Linked DNA regions of Homo sapiens: region 2 is linked to region 1. A link is an interaction called in ENCODE POLR2A ChIA-PET data of the cell type or tissue named here. Cell type or tissue: CD4-positive, alpha-beta T cell. All regions are shown on one strand. Links, peaks and the distances in the headings refer to the core of each region. The heading gives the core; the rest is flanking DNA.

Region 1 (8,093 bases), core at 1,870-6,869:
GCCAGACAATTTACTCTACAATCTCATTTTAAACTCTCATAACTCAGGGCTGGATATCCTCCATGTTATGGATGAGGAACAAGCTCCTAGAGATTATGTGGCATACTTGAGGTCAAATAGCATATGAATAAGCAGGAATGAAAATCTAGTCTGGGCTGGGCGCGGTGGCTCACGCACTTTGGAAGGCTGAGGCAGGCAGATCACCTGAGGTCACGAGTTCGAGACCATCCTGGTCAACATCGTGAAACCTCACCTTTACTAAAAATACAAAATTTAGCTGGGCATGGTAGTGTGCGCCTGTAATCCCAGCTACTTCGGAGGCTGAGGCAGGAGACTCTTGAACCCGGGAGGCGGAGGTTGCAGTGAGCCGAGATCGTGCCAGTGCACTCCAGCCTGGGCGACAGAGTGAGGCTCCGTCTCAAAAAAAAAAAAAAAAAAAAGTCTAGTCTTCTAGTCTGAAACTCTTTGCTGTAAGTGTGGTGTTTGCTGTGCTGTGGTGGGACTTTCCTGTGCTGTTTCCCAAAGTGTGTGTCATTTTTGTCTAATAAAAGTGCACGTGGTATGTGGGTACTACAATAATAGTCAAAGTTAGTAGACTAGAATAGGGCCTCTTCAGAAAAGCTTCTGAGTACTTCCATTATTTTCTGTTTACAGCATTCTGGTTCTTTCACCGTACTGAACACAAAGTATAATTTACATGTCAACCAACTAATCCTGTTCATTTTACACAATTTTAAATCTTTGCTTAAATTAAAACAAGTTCCAGGAGTGTTTCCTAAATCTTGTCCAACTGTTTACCTCAAGTACTCCTTCCTTCATAACTCATCGTAACACGCTCCAGGGTACATCCCAGCCTTTTGCTCATCTTAATTGAGTAGAACTAGTGATCACTATTCTTGCATTTTGTTTTTCTAAGAAAATATGATTTAAGACTCCTCAAGCTACAGATTTGACATTTTGTTACATTCTTAGATTCTTTCCATGTTATTTACTATTAGAATTAGTGTAGTTGATAGTTTTTTTCGTCATTCGAATTAGAAGTTTTGCATGTATGAAATCTTCTTTTGAGGCAGAGTCTTGCTTTCTTTGCCCAGGCTGGAGTGCAGTGGCGTGATCACAGCTCATTGCAGCCTTGACTTCCTGGGCTCAGTTGATCCACCCACCTCAGCCTCCAGAGTAGCTGGGACTATAGGTGTGTGCCACCACGCCCGGCTAATTTTTTATATTTTAGTAGAGATGGAGTTTTGCCGTGCTCCCCAGACTGGGCTTAGACTCCTCAGCTCAAGCAGCCTGCCCGCTTCATCCTCCCAAAGTGTTGGGATTACAGGCGTGAGGCCATGTAAAATCTGAAGTGTGTCTTAACATCCCATAGGGCTCTTAGGTGATTTGGAAGTACACTGACATGAGTATAGTCAACCTTAAAGTGATGACATCGCAAACTTTAAGCAGGCTTCAAGCAGCTGAATTAATTATGATAAAATTAAAATTGCCAAATTTGGGCAGAGATTTAATGTTTAAAAACCAGTATAATTCAGGTTAGCCATCTGAGAATGTTTTGTAACTTTCTTGGGGATCATACTGAATTTCTTTTTTTTTTTTTTTGAGACAGAGTTTTGCTCTTGTCGCCAGGCTGGAATGCAATGGCATGACCTTTGCTCATTGCAACTTCCTTCGCCTCCCAGGTTCAAGCGATTCTCCTGCCTCAGCCTCCCGAGTAGCTGGGATCACAGGTGTGTGCCACCATGCCCAACTAATTTTTGGTATTTTTAGTAGAGACGGGATTTCACCATGTTGGCCAAGGCCGGTCCTGAACTCCTAACCTCAGGTGATCCACCCGCCTTGGCCTCTCAAAGTGCTGGGATTACAGGCGTGAGCCGCCGTGCCTGGCCTGTACTGAATTTCTTTTATAGTAAACGAGTAGTATTGCTCCTGAAATGGTCTGAGTCAGGCTTTTTAGACATGCTTTTTAGTACAGAACTGATGCTTCCCAGATTATTTGTCAGTGTGATAGAGAAGGTGCGTGATAATCGTTTTAGAAAAAATTTTGCTCCATCTTTATATTTCTGAATAGTAACAAGAGAGTTGTCATGTGACTAGCAAGATATTGGGACCTTTTAGAAATCAGTAAGGCAGAATGTTGATTGTCATGAATTATCTGTGAATTGACTATGTTTAGTGATTGTCAAGCTTTTGCCTAATTTTATTCATTCCTTGGAGGTTGTCCAAGCTGAATCAGATTATTTGAAAGCCACACAATTCCTGAGCATTCTCATATGTCAGCCTTCTGCAGAAATGTCCTCAGTTATTTCATGGGGTCAGAAGTATCCAATTGAAGACTGCTTCTCACATGTAAATCTAGGCATACATTTTCTGTGATGACTCCTTTTTAAGAAAATATCCGCAAGGTAAATTTCTTAGTAAGTAGCACCTTGTAAGTTTCTCTCCAACAAACTTGCATACTATCCCCTCCAAACCATAAAAACAATTTGAGACTTTTATTTTGAGACGGAGTCTCACCTCTGTTGCCCAGGCTGGAGTGCAGTGACGCGATCTTGGCTCACTGCAACCTCCGCCTCTCGGGTTCAAGCAATTCTCCTGCCTCAGCCTCCCGAGTAGCTGGGATTACAGGCACCCGCCACCATGCCCAGCTAATTTTTGTATTTTTAGTAGAGACGGGGTTTCACCATGTTGGCCAGGCTGGTCTCGAACTCCTGACCTCAGGTGATCCACCTGCCTCGGCCTCCCAAAGTGCTGGGATTACAGGCATGAGCCACTGCTTCCAGCCAGGAAGTCTTTACATAGTAAGACATTTGAGTTTGATCCAGAGGGATGATGTTTCCTAGGAAAAAGGAAAGGTCATTGGCTAATTGATTAGCCTTTATATAAAGCAAGCTCAGGACCTTTCCAGAACCTAAGTGACTGAACTCTTTCTTTTTGAGAGACAGAGTCTTGCTCTGTTGCCCAGGGTGGAGTGCAGTGGCATGATCATAGCTCACTGTGGCCTCGGACTCCTGGGCTCAAGCGATCTTCCTGTCTCAGCTTCTGGAGTAGCTGGGACTGACTACAGGTGTGAGCCACATTTCCGGTTCTGACAGAACCTTTTTATGTCAGTGCCTGATGCTGTGCCCTTTTCTTCCCTTGGTGTGATTGCTTTTACTGTTCTTGGGCTAAGGAATTTGTTTCTGTGAGCACTCTGGTTGCAAAGTCATTGAAGTGTGATGGCTAAAAGCTCAGACTCTTAAGTTAGATTGTCTGGGTTTGAGTTTGGGTTTTACCATTGTGTGACTTTAGGAACATTACTCTTAGCTTCATTTTTCTGCCCTTAAAATCAGGATTAGGGCCGGGTGTGGTAACCCCTGCCTGTAATCCCACCACCTAGGGAGGCCGAGGCAGGTGGATCACCTGAGGTCAGGAGTTCGAAACCAGTCTGGCCAACATGGTGAAACCCTGTCTTTACTAAAAATATAAAAATTAGCCGTGCACGTTGGCGGGCACCTGTAGTCCTAACTACCAGGGAGGCTGGGGCAAGAGCATCACTTGAACATGGGAGATGGAGGTTGCAGTGAGATTGCACTTCAGCCTGGGCAACAGAGCTAGACTCTGTCTCAAAAAAAAAAAAAAAAGTTAGGGTTATGACCCTGTGTGCTTTGGTAAGAGGAACATTAATCCTGTCAGCCAGTACAGAACCTGCTCGTTTTTCCCATGGCAGATTCTGAACAGTTTGCTTTTTTCCTGACCCTGAATTTCATTAGGAGCTGTAAATTGTGCCTTGTGACTTGTCAGCCTGATAGTTGGAGACCTGCTCCTTTTATGATTTTGTACTTTGTGTTTATCAGAAACTGTTGAAGCTCAGCAGAGACTTGTTTTACTACCTGGCAAGGACAGTCTTGGGAAAATCAGGTTTACTGGGATGTTGATGTAAAGATATTAGAGGTATGAAACTAAGCTTTTTGTATTCAGGAGGCTGAGGTGGGAGGATTGCTTGAGCCCAGGAGTTGGAGACCAGCCTGGGCAACATACAAAGACTCCCGTCTCTTTAAGAGAAAAGAATAAAGTAAGCTTTTTTTGGGAGAGGGGTGAACCTCTAGGTGGAAAAAGAAATGCGTTTTAAGCAGGAGTGAACTTCTTTCCTTCTTTTCTTTTCTTTCTTTCTCTCTCTTTCTTTTTCTTTCTTTCTGTCTGTCTGTCTGTCTTTCTTGTCTTTCTGTCTGTCTTTCTGTCTTCGTTCTTTCTCTCATGGTGGCAGACGCCACCATGCCTGGGTCTCAACCACATTTTAGTATGTGAAACTTGTTTCTCTGGTAGAGTCACTGAAACCAGTTATTTCCCCTCTATTGTCACAGAAGCAAACAAAAGGATCCTCGTACAGATGCATTCAAATAAATATTCAAATCTGAGGCAATATGATTAAATCAAAGCACAACTCAAGTCAGATTCCCTGAGTTGTAGTCCACTGGCTTTGTGATCTGGAACAAGTTTAACCTTCGTGTTCTTCAGTATATGGAGATATTCTAAAATGGGATAATACTGGTACCCACTTCAGAGGTCTGTTGAGAAGATTAAGCACATTAATACAGCGAAGCATTTGGAACAGTGCCTATTTTAGCATGGGGGGTTTTATTTGTGAATAAGTCTGTTGAATGAACAACATAGTTGAAATGGGGTGTTTTATTTATGAATTAGTCTGTTGAATGAACAACATAGTTGAAAGAACACAACCACAAACCAAACCTCAGTTAACAAGTCAAGGGGAAAAACTTGTGACTCTACTGGCAGCAGCAGATGATGGGTGTCCCAGACACAAGCTGGTTCCATGTGGTGGATCTGTGTCTAGGCTATTACCATACAATGAAGGGAAACTTACTTGGAACTAAAGAGACTTAACTATGTTTAATTAACTTGTGAGGAGTATGTTTTTCAGAGTGGCGATTTTAATCACCCACCCTTGTCCCCAAACCATGAAAAGTCCCAGAAATTCGATTTTGTTACTCAAAATTACTGTAGCAAAACTGCCCGTGGATCCAAAAGAAGTGATTTCAACCATTTCAGTTTTTTGGTTCTTAAATTGCGATCCCACCTGCTGCAAACACATGACAGCCTTCCCCCACCCGTGAAATGCCCACATCCCACTGATAAAATACTTGCCGCAAAGGTGATTTCAGGAAATGCTAGTTGTGTTGAGGGCCTTTATGTGAATATAATGGTTGGAGTTCATCCTCTACTGAGGGAGGGCTGAAGGGTGTAGTTAGTCTAGAGTTTTGGATAAATCAGCTTTTCTTATATAGTTTTGGGGTACATTATCATTAGTATTATGTTTCTGTTGCTGGTGTTAAAAGGATAAAGATGACAGTGATATTGGAAGAGAGTGTCATTGTAGTCGTTATTTGTACAAACTGGTACAAAGCACTGGTCGTAGAATGTTTGGAGAGATTGAGAAGTTGACTTTCCATACTCTTGAAGGAGTGATGTGCTTGGTAGTGTGCACCTATAGTCCCAGTTACTTGGGAGGCTGAGGTGGGAGGATCACTCGAGGCCAGGAGTTTAAGGCTACATAGTGCGCTGTGATCATGGGCCTGTGAATAGCCACTGCACGACATACAGTCAGGGCAACGTAGTGAGACCCTGTCTCTTGAAGCAATAGAAGTGTCTCCTGACTCAATGCTACTTCTGTTCCTTAATCTGCTACCTTAAGGGATGCAGAGGGGGTTGGGGGAATTAAGAGGAGTCAGTGGGGTTTTAAAAATGAACAACTCCTACATACCAATAATGAAAAGACAAATAATTAAATATTTGGCAAAGTGTTTGAATAGATATTTCTCCAGAGAACATACGCAAAAGGCTCATAAGCACATGAAAAGGTGTTCAACACTATTAGTTATCAAGGAAATGCAAATCAAAACCACAAAGAGATACAGCTTCACACCCACTAGGATGACTAGTTTAAAGAATAACTAACAAGTGTTCCTGAGGACGTGGCCAGATTAGAATCCTGTGTTGCTGGTGGGAGTGTAAAAACGGTGCCGCTCCTGTAGAAAAGTTTGGGATGTCCTTCCTCAAAAAGCTAGTTACCATGTGATCCTGAAGTTCCTTCTAGGTGTATACTGAAGTGAACTGAAAGCATTTATTCATACAAAAACTTAAAGAACGTTCGTAGCAGCATTGTTTATAATAGTCCAAAAATGGAAACAACCCAAATGTTCATTAACTAACGAATGGATTTTTTTTTTTTTTTCCTGAGACCAAGTCTCGCTCTGTTGCCAGGCTGGAGTTCAGTGGCACGATCTCGGGTCACTGCAACCTCCGCCTCCCGTGTTCAAGCAGTTGTCCTGCTTCAGCCTCCCGAGTAGCTGGGATTACAGACATTCGCCTAGACATCATGGCAGCCTAATTTTTGTATTTTTAGTAGAGACGGGGTTTTGCCATGTTTTGGCCAGGCTGGTCTGAACTCCTGACCTCAGGTAATCCACCTGCCTCCCAGAGTGCTGGGATTGTAGGCGTGAGCCACCGCACCTGGCCTAATGAATGGATTTTTAAAGCATAGTATATCCATACAGTAGGTGAAGTACTGATGCATGCTACACTAGGCATGAAACTTGAGACCATGCTATGGGAAAGAAGCCAGTCACAGCCGACTCCATACGGTAGGTTGTGTTGGGAAAGAAGCCAGTCATGGGAGGCTCCATACTGTATGGCTCTGTTCGTAGGTACACCCTGTTTGATTGTGCTTCACAGATACTACATTTTTACAGAACAAATGGAAGGTTTCTGGAACCCGCTTTGAGCAAGTCTGTTGGTGCCATTTTCCAACAGCAGGTGCTCACTTCTTGTCTCTGTTCACATTTTGGTACCTTGTGCAGTATTTCAAACTTTTCTTTTTTTTTTTTGAGATGAAGTCTCACTCTGTCACCCAGGCTGGAGTGCAGTGCCACGATCTCTACTCACTACAAGCTCCGCCTCCCGGGTTCACGCAATTCTCCTGCCTCAGCCTCCCGAGTAGCTGGGACTACAGGCGCCCGCCACCATGCCTGGCTAATTTTTTATTGTATATTTAGTAGAGACGGGGTTTCACCGTGTTAGCCAGGATGGTCTCCATCTCCTGACCTTGTGATCTACCCTTCTTGGCCTCCCAAAGCGCTGGGATTACAGGCGTGAGTCCACCTCGCCCGGCCTCAAACTTTTCATTACATGTTAATGGTGGTTATCTGTGATCAGTAATCTTTGACGTTACTATTGTAATTGTTTTGGGGATCCGTGAACTGAGGGAAATTAATTGATAGATGTGTGTATTCCTTTTTTTGCTTGTTTTTTGAGACTGAGTTTCGCTCTTGTTGCTTAGGTTGGAGTGTAAGGGCGCCATCTTGGCTCACCGCAAGTTCCGCCTCCTGAGTTCAAGCGATTCTCCTGCCTCAGCGTCCCGAGTAGCTGGGATTACAGGCACGCGCCCCCATGCCTGGCTAATTTTTTTGTATTTTTAGTAGAGACAGGGTTTCTCCATGTTGGTCAGGTGGTCTCGAACTCCCGACCTCATGTGATCTGCCCGCCTTGGCCTCCCAAAGTGCTGGGATTACTGCGTGAGCCACCATGCCTGGCCTGTGTTCTTTTACTATTAATTTTTGGAGACAGGGTCTCACTCTGTCACCCAGGCAGGAATGCTCACTGCAGCCTTGACCTCCCAGGCTCCAGCAATCCTCCTGCCTCGGCCTCCTGAGAAGCTGGGACGACAGGCACACATCACCATGCCTGGCTAGTTTTTGTATTTTTTGTAGAGATAGGGTCTCACCTGTTGCCCAGGCTGGTCTTGAACTCCTAGGCTCACATGATCTTCCTGCCTTCGGCCTCCCAAAGTATTGGGATTACAGGCGTGAGCTCTTGTTTGTGTTCTGACTCCCTGTCTCTCTCCCTCCCGTTAGGCTTACCTATTACCTGAAACATAACAATATTTAAATTAGGCCGATTAACAACCCTGCAATTGCTTCTAAGTGTTTAAGAGAAAGGAAGAGTCCCAGTCTCTCACTTTAAATAAAAAGGTAGAAATGATGAAGCTGAGTCAGGAAGGCTACCTTAAAAGCCGAGACACGGTCTGAAAGCTGGGC
Region 2 (8,093 bases), core at 2,125-7,124, 230 kb before region 1:
ACATCCTTTCCTGTCAGTACTTAGAGATCTGCCTTATTATTAAGCAGTTCTGTATATTATTCTTTAATATAGATGGACCATCATTTATTCAACCTGTTTCCAACTAATGGACTTTTGGCTTGGTTCCCAATTTTTCCAATTTATGAATGCTGCTGAAGTGAGCATCCCTGTACATGTATTTCTGTAAAATAAGTTCCTGGCAGCCCTGGGCCACAGGATTAGCATGTTTTAAAATTTAATATGTACTGTTAAATAGTCTTCTAAAAATGTTATCTGGCCGGGCGCAGTGGCTCACGCCTGTAATCCCAGCACTTTGGGAGGCTGAGGCGGGCAGATCACCTGAGGTCAGGAGTTCGAGACCAGCCTGACCAGTATGGTGAAACCCCGTCTCTACTAAAAATACAAAAATTAGCTGGGCTTGGTGGAGGGCGCCTGTAATCCCAGCTACTTGGGAGGCTGAGGCAGGAGAATCGCTTGAACCCGGGAGGCAGAGGTTGCAGCGAGTCGAGATTGCGCCACTGCACTCCGGCCTGGGCGACGAGTGAAATTCTGTCTCAAAAAAAAGCCTGCCTGCCACCACAGGCCCACCAGCACGTACACGAGTGTCTTTTCCTCCATGTCCCTTCCAGTGCCATGTCATTCCTCTTTAAAACATAGCCACTCTGATCCTATGAAAAACGACATGCCATTTTTAAAATTTATTTCATTATTAGTGAGACAGAGCATTTTTTCTCCTCTTTATTGGTAAATTGCATTTCTTCTGTGAATTGCTTCTTTGTGTCATTTGTCTATTTTTCTACAGTGCTCTTGATTTTATTATTATTAGTATTTAGTGACTCGTAAGAGCTCTTTCAAATACAAAGACACTAGTGTTCTTTCCGAGTGAGCAGGAGATCTTACCCTGGGGTTTTCAGGTCTCTACATGGTCCATGAGTAAGCTTCAGGAGAGCCGTGCACACCCTTGAAATTCCATGCCAACAAAGCGTGTGTAGGTGCTGCTCAGCTGTGTCTTTCTGGAGGGGAGGGTCCATTACTTTCACTGGCCTCTGGCAGGTCTGTGTGAAGGCTAAAAACCACTGCGGTGGCCGGGTGCGGTGGCTCACACCTGTAATCCCAGCACTTTGGGAGGCCAAGGTGGGTGGATCACCTGAGGCCAGGAGTTCAAGACCAGCCTGGCCAACATGATGAAACCCAATCTGTACTAAACATGCAAAAATTAGCCTGGGATGGTGGCATGTTCCTGTAATTCCAGCTACTCGGGAGGCTGAGGTGGGAGAATTGCTTGAACCCGGGAGGCGGAGGTTGCAGTGAGCTGAGATCGCACCACTGCACTCCAGCCTGGGTGGCAGAGTGAGACTCCGTCTTAAAAAAAAAAACAAAACACACAAACCACTGTGGCAGGAGCGTTTCTATTCACTCTTTGCTCTCCCACTGGAGGCAAAAAGCTACACAGGCTAGAGAGTGACCAGGCAAGAGAGTCACCTGATCACCATTTGAAGCGTTTGGCTACCAGAGGTCTGTCTAAGGGAGGCTGTTGGTTTGTTCTTCAAGGTTTTCATTTTTTGATCTAGAGCAGGAGTCAGCAAACCGCCATTGCCAGGCCAAATCCAGACCACTGCCTGTTTTTGTAAACAAAACTTCATGGGGTAGAGCTGTGCCTGTTTGCTCCTGTCTGTGGCTGCTTTTGTGGTATCTCATCAGAGTCAACGCAGTCGTGACAGAGGCCATATGGCTTGTAAAGCCCAAAAGGTCTACTGTCTTAGCCAGGCACACTAGCTCACGCCTGTAACCCCAGCACTTTGGGAGGCTGAGGCGGGTGGATCACCTGAGCTCATGAGTTTGAGAGCAGGCTGGCCAACATGGTGAAACCCCGTCTCTACTAAAAATGCAAAAATTAGCCAGATGTGGTGGTGGGCGCCTGTAGTCCCCACGACTCAGGAGGCTGAGGCAGGAGAATTGCTTGAACCCGGGAGGCAGAGGTTGCAGTGAGCTGAGATTGTGCCACTGCACTCCAGCATGGGTGACAGAGCGAGACTCTGACTCAAAAAAAAAAAAGTCTATTGTCTGGCCCTTTATGGAAAAAGTTTGCCAACCCTTGGTCCAGAGGCCCCAGGAAGCTGCTACGTCACTGTTCCTCGTCTGAGGGCATGTGCTGACACCCACCATTCACACCCACACCCTCTGGTTGCATGGGCCAGCTCTCCTTCTAAGTCATCTCTTTCTGCCTCCCCCCAGGGTGGAGGGAGTTCCATGGGCATTCCCCTGCCCCCTGAGGCCTCTGATGAGGGCTCCAGTGCCTGCTCCTTGAGAACAGACCCCAAAAGGGAAATGAGGTCAGTGAGGACAGGGCTGAAGCAGTTAAGCAACACTCTTGGGCTGACTGGGGCTTCTGCTGAGCAGAGCCGAATCTCATTCTGATACAACCCAGGACTTCAGAAAGCAGAACTGTCGGGATCAGCTCCCAGAGACGCCAAGCTCAGGGCACAATGGCACTTTCTGTTTGTGTCTCCCACCCGTGTTCTAATTTGGGGGACAAAGGAGTCTCCAGGGTCGCCTTTAGGAATTTCTAACTCCAATCTTCAACAACCATGTTGGGGCTGTGGATAATAGCTCTGTGATAACCCAGGACTCTAGGGGACGGCGCTGTGGAAGCCTTAATTCGGGGACTTCCTGGGTCCCGGGGCCTTTGTGCTGCATGGGCTGTGGTCTAAATACAGATGACCAGGGGCTGCGAGCTGTTACCCCCACTGGTAGGAGAGGGGGCTCCAAGCGGGCACACGCCTTTTCCTTGTAGTCCAGAAGGAGATGGCCATGAGCCATCCTTCCAGAGCCCAAGAGGTCGGCACCCATGGTGGTATTTCCCTCCCAAGTGGAGGCTCCGAGGGGCAAGGGTGGCTGTCGCGTCAGGTAGGCTGCCCAGTAGCCAGTGCTGGCTCTCCCAGGGCCCTGCAGCACAGGGCCTGGGCCATCGCGTGCCATCCGTGGAGGGCGGACGCCAGGTCACTCCATGGGGGCAGAGCACTCCCCACGGTGTGGATCCTCAGCCTCCCCCGGGACATCTGGACGGCACGCTCAGTGTTTGTTCAGTGCCTCGCGTTTGTACAGCCCTTTGCACTCGCTTCATCGGCTGGAGCACAAACACGGCCGGCGGCTGAGGCCGCATCTTGGGGTCGCCACCCTCCAACCCGGAGCCTGGGTTGCTTAGAGATGGGAGCAGCTGTAGCCAAAATTGTGAACCTGCCATTTCCACTCCATTACTCTGACCCCTGTCCCCGTGGGTGGGATGGGGATTTCTCAGCAGAAGCCACACAGAAAAGCGGGTTTCAAAATGTTGCCAGGCTCCCCGATGAGACATTTCTCTGTGGATTTTCCCTTTTGATTCCTTCAAGTCTGACTTTAAACCTGAGGAAGGCATGATTTCATGGGAGGTGGGATCTGAGGGAAGTGAAGAGGATAAACATCCCTCTTCAGATCCTGGAGAGGAGGGCAGGATGGCAGATGCCCCCAGAGAGGGGACAGGAGTTTAGTGCCGTGGCTCAGTAGACCCCGCGTCTGCAGCCAGGAGAGGGTCCCACGGTGGCCCCCGGCCAGCTCTGGAGGGTCCAGGAGAGGGTCCCGCGGTGGCCCCCGGCCAGCTCTGGAGGGTCTAGGTGCCTGGTGAGCGGGACTTGCCAGTGCCCAGTGCCTGCTGTGCCTCCCCACCTTCCTCTCTTTCTGTCCTGTACCTTGGGGAAGCTCAGGCAGTCAGCTACTTGCCATTGGTTTGGGGAGAATTTGCCATCTGAGGGTTCTGCCTCATGAATTTGCTGCAGTATGTGACCACGTTCAGACGGAAAGGGCAGCGGTATTGGCAGGACTGGACCCGGCCGGGAAGGCACAGGAGGTGGCCGGGGGAGGGGAGCACACCCTTCCCCTCCCTTCAGCACTGAAGCAGAAAGGTGACCACAAGGACCTTGTCCCGGGCAGCATGTGCTTGGAGGTGCCCGGTTGTTGTGGGTAGGAAACAGCCCAGCCTGGCAGAGTCTACCTGTGCAGTCTGGTTCCGGGATCCCGGCCTGTGCAGGTTGTACAGAACTCTGGGTGTGTACTCCAGCCACTTGGGGACAAGGCTCCCTCTGGAGGGGACCCGAGGGCCAGAATGCCAGCCCCCACCCACCACCCAGCTCCCCAGCCCCCACCCACCTCCCAGCTCCGCAGCCCCCACCCACCACCCAGCTCCCCAGCCTCCTGCAGGCCAGGGAGGACTCGGGAGTCCGTGGATGTGGAAAGTCAGGGCCGGGGGTGCCACGGTTGCCCCTTGTTTCTGCCTGCCAGCAATGCCATGGCCTGCCCTGGGCCAAAAGGCACGTACGTCCGGCATCTTAGAGAAGCTCCCGCGCCCGCACTGTCCCAGGGCCTTGGCCCTGCAGGCACTCCTGTCCGGTGGTCATGCTCTATGGCCAGAATGCCAGGGGAGGGGCCGCCTGCAGCTGCTGTTTTCCCCTCTGGGAAGGTCACACAGTCCGGCCTGTTTATGCTGCAGCCAGGGGGCTGAAAGAGAGAGAGTCACGGGCTTCCCTGTGTGACTGAGGCTGCGTGGAGGCAGTGAGTGAACAGCCCGGGCTGGCAGGACAGGTTGACCCGCACGGAGGCAGAGGCGGCGAGGGGGCTGTGGGAAGCACCTGAGGGCGGGAAGAGGGGCTTGCACTCCCACCTGTGAGTGTGGTGGTGAGTCAGGAAACAGCTCCGGCTTCCTGCTTGGCAGCAAAGCTGGTCCTTCCCCTCCTGGGGTCCTTCCCCTCCGCCAGCCCTCGAGGCCCGCGCTAGGGCGCTCTGCTCAGCGCTCAGCCCTCACTCCGGCACCGCGGCTTCGAACAGCCATTATGCGCAGCTGAGACCGGTGGAGGCAGGGAAGCTGGGGACGGAGTGAGCGAGAGGGGGAATGTGGGGAGTGACCCAGATGTCAGGATGACCTACGGGAGTCCACAGGCAAATGCAAGCCCATCCGATGCTGTGGCGCTGGACCATGGGGAGGTCAGCCGAAGGCAACAGCAGGAGGTGAGGGCAGGGGGCAGATGGGTCTAAAAGGAGCTTCAGAAGGAATGTAAGCCATCTCTAGTTGGGGACTGGGCATTGTGGTATCCCCCTGTAGTCTCAGCTGCTCAGGAGGCTGAGGTGGGCAGATGAGTTGAGCCCAGGAGTTCTGCACAATAGCGTGCTGTGTTGATGAGATGTCTACACTAAGTTCAGCATCAGTGTGGTGACCTCCGGGGGGTGAGGGACCCCCAGGTTGCCTAAGGAGGGCTGAACCGGCCCAGGTCAGAAACAGAGCAGGTCAAAAGTGTCCTGCTGATCAGTAGAGGGATCATGCCTGTGAATAGCCACTGCGCTCCAGCCTGGGCAATACAGCATGACCTCATCTCCAAAAACAAATTTAAAAAAATGACCGGGCGCGGTGGCTCACGCCTGTCATCCCAGCACTTTGGGAGGCCGAGGCGGATGGATCACCTGAAGTCAGGAGTTCGAGACCAGCCTGGCCAACATGGCGAAACTCCATCTCTACTCAAAATACAAAAAAAAAATTAGCTGGGCATCGTGGCGTAGTGGCACATGCCTGTAATCCCAGCTACTCGGGAGGCTGAGGCAGGAGAATCGCTTGAACCAGGGAGGTGGAGCTTGAAGTGAGCTGAGATTGTGCTGCTGCACTGTAGCCTTGGCGACAGAGTGAGGCTCTGTCTCAAAAAATAAATAAGTAAATGAATGAAAAATAAACCTCTAGTTGAAGGGCGCAGATTGGATCTTAATAAGGCACATGTAAAAGCCGTGGGATCCAAACTGAAGTGTGTATTGGCCGGAGCCACAGGAGACTCCAGAGAGGCAGCGTGGCCTGGGGCCTACACACAGAGGCTTGGCCTGGCTTGAATCCCCAATCTGACCATTACTAGCTTGGGGGAGTCCCTTGACTTTTCTAATCTTTAAGTTTTTGTTTTGTTTTGTTTTGTTTTGTTTTTTGAGGCAGAGTTTCACTCTTGTTGCCCAGACTGGAGTGCAATGGCGCGATCTCAACTCACTGCCACCTCTGCCTCCTGGGTTCAAGCGATTCTCCTGCCTCAGCCTGCCGAGTAGCTGGGATTACAGGTGCACGCCACCACGCCTGGCTAATTTTTTGTATTTTTAGTAGAGATGGGGTTTCACCGTATTGGCCAGGCTGGTCTCGAACTCCTGACCTCAGGTGATCCCCTGCCTCGGCCTCCCAAAGTGCTGGGATTACAGGTGTGAGCCACCGCGCCCGGCCTCATGGTGTTTTTTGACCAATAAAAGTTTTTAAATAGGTGGTCAAAAGTGTGTTTCAGCTTTTAGGGAGTACCTAGCATTTGTGTCAAATGAAACCTCTCTGAAGAGAACATGAAGGATGACCTTGACCAGTGAAACCCAAAGCATAAACATCCTGACAGCAGTCAATGTGTGGTCACAACAGAATAACAAGGACAGGAGAAGAAAGGCCATCTCTGTGGACACTAATTATTTATTTAAAGGGGAATACTAATTTGTGTTTTATCCTGTAGTCGGCTTCCTTTTCTTCCTCCCAGAGCTGTGGTTCCTGCCAGAGGACACTTCCCTCGTTGGCTATGCCCAGGAGCAGCTTGACCAGAAGATTTTCCCTGTTATGAAGTCATAACACATATCATAATAGTAACTATTGTTAATACCTACCCTATTTATGATCTTTAAAACCCTCGGCCGGGCGCAGTGGCTCACGCCTGTAATCCCAGCACTTTGGGAGGCTGAGGCGGGTGGATCACCTGAGGTCAGGAGTTCGAGACCAGCCTGGCCAACATGGTGAAACCCTGTCTCTACTAAAAATACAAAAATTAGCCGGGTGTGGTGGCGGGTGCCTGTAATCCCAGCTACTTGGGAGGCTGAGGCAGGAGAATCGCATGAACCCGGGAGGTGGAGGTTGCGGTGAGCCGAGATTGCACCATTGCACTCCAGCCTGGGCAATAAGAGCGAAACTCCATCTCAAAAAAAAAAAAAAAAACTGAAAAAACAAAACACCATGAATTAAGAAGTTAAATGACAAACTAGGAAAATTTATTCATAGTATATAGAACTGTGAATGTCTTCATTTTATTTTATTTTTATTAATTTTTGAGACAAGAGTCTCGCTCTGTCGCCCAGGCTGGAGTGCAGTGGCACAATCTCGGCTCATTGCAACCTCTGCCTCTGGGGTTCAAGCGATTTTTCTGCCTCAGCTTCCCAAGTAGCTAGGATTACAGGTGCCTGCCACCATGTCCGGCTAATTTTTGTATTTTTAGTAAAGACGAGGTTTCACTATGTTGGCCAGGCTGGTCTCAAACCCCTGACCTCAGGTGATCCGCTTGCCTCGGCCTCTGAAAGTGCTGGGATTACAGGTGTGAGCCACCGTGCCCGGCCTGTGAATGAATGTCTTTAATACATAAAGAGCCTTCACAAAATCAATATACAAAGATTGGCCGGGTGCAGTGGCTCATGCCTGTAATCATTGCAGTTTGGGAAGCCAAGGTGGAAGGATCGCTGGAATCCAGGAGTTCAAGACCAGCCTGGGCAATAGAGTGAGACCCTGTCTCTATAAAAATAATTAAAACAAAGCTGAAGGAGACCTTGCTATGCAGCCCCCTGCCGCTTGTGCACCCTTGTCGACCCACACGCACCTTCAGGAGGGCGGCGCACACCTGGGGTAGTCACAGTGCAGGACTCTGGCTCAATAGCGCCTTTGCATTGGTTTGGACCTTCGGGAGGGCGGTACACGTCTGGGGTAGTCTCAGTGCAGGACTCTGGCTCAATAGTGCCTTTGCATTGGTTGGGACCTTCGGGAAGGCAGTGCATGCCTGGGGTAGTCTCGGTGCAGAAGGACTCTGGCTCAGTAGCACCTTTGCATCAGTTTGGACCTTCGGGAGGGCGGTGCAGAAGGACTCTGGCTCAATAGTGGCTTTGCATCGGTTTGGACCTTCCGGAGGGTGGTACACGCCTGGGGTAGTCTCAGTGCAGGACTCTGGCTCAATAGCACCTTTGCATTGGTTTGGACCTTCGGGAGGGCAGTACATGTCTGGGGTAGTCTCAATGCAGGACTCTGG

What was found. Peaks named below come from ENCODE experiments on the same cell type or tissue, not always from the same donor. Only the 100,000 strongest peaks of a DNase experiment are listed, where the experiment ranks them.
Region 2: POLR2A ChIA-PET joins it to region 1 with 5 read pairs; 6 of 35 experiments call an interaction of 5 or more read pairs at or near these places.

Annotation. Positions count from the first base shown.
Region 1 is chr17:1,372,459-1,380,551 of GRCh38, reverse strand. The region is part of intron 1 of YWHAE (tyrosine 3-monooxygenase/tryptophan 5-monooxygenase activation protein epsilon); the gene reads left to right. Among named protein-coding and RNA genes, the nearest start is that of YWHAE, 24 kb to the left of the region's middle. In CD4-positive, alpha-beta T cell, for the core only: no CTCF peak of the experiment used is centred there; DNase peaks (open chromatin) are centred at 4,761 and 5,911; H3K4me3 peaks cover 493 bases.
Region 2 is chr17:1,601,684-1,609,776 of GRCh38, reverse strand. The region is part of intron 5 of SLC43A2 (solute carrier family 43 member 2); the gene reads left to right. It also overlaps the pseudogene RN7SL105P. Among named protein-coding and RNA genes, the nearest start is that of SLC43A2, 23 kb to the left of the region's middle. RefSeq lists an enhancer at 2,469-3,234. In CD4-positive, alpha-beta T cell, for the core only: no CTCF peak of the experiment used is centred there; a DNase peak (open chromatin) is centred at 2,236; H3K27ac peaks cover 383 bases; H3K27me3 peaks cover 415 bases.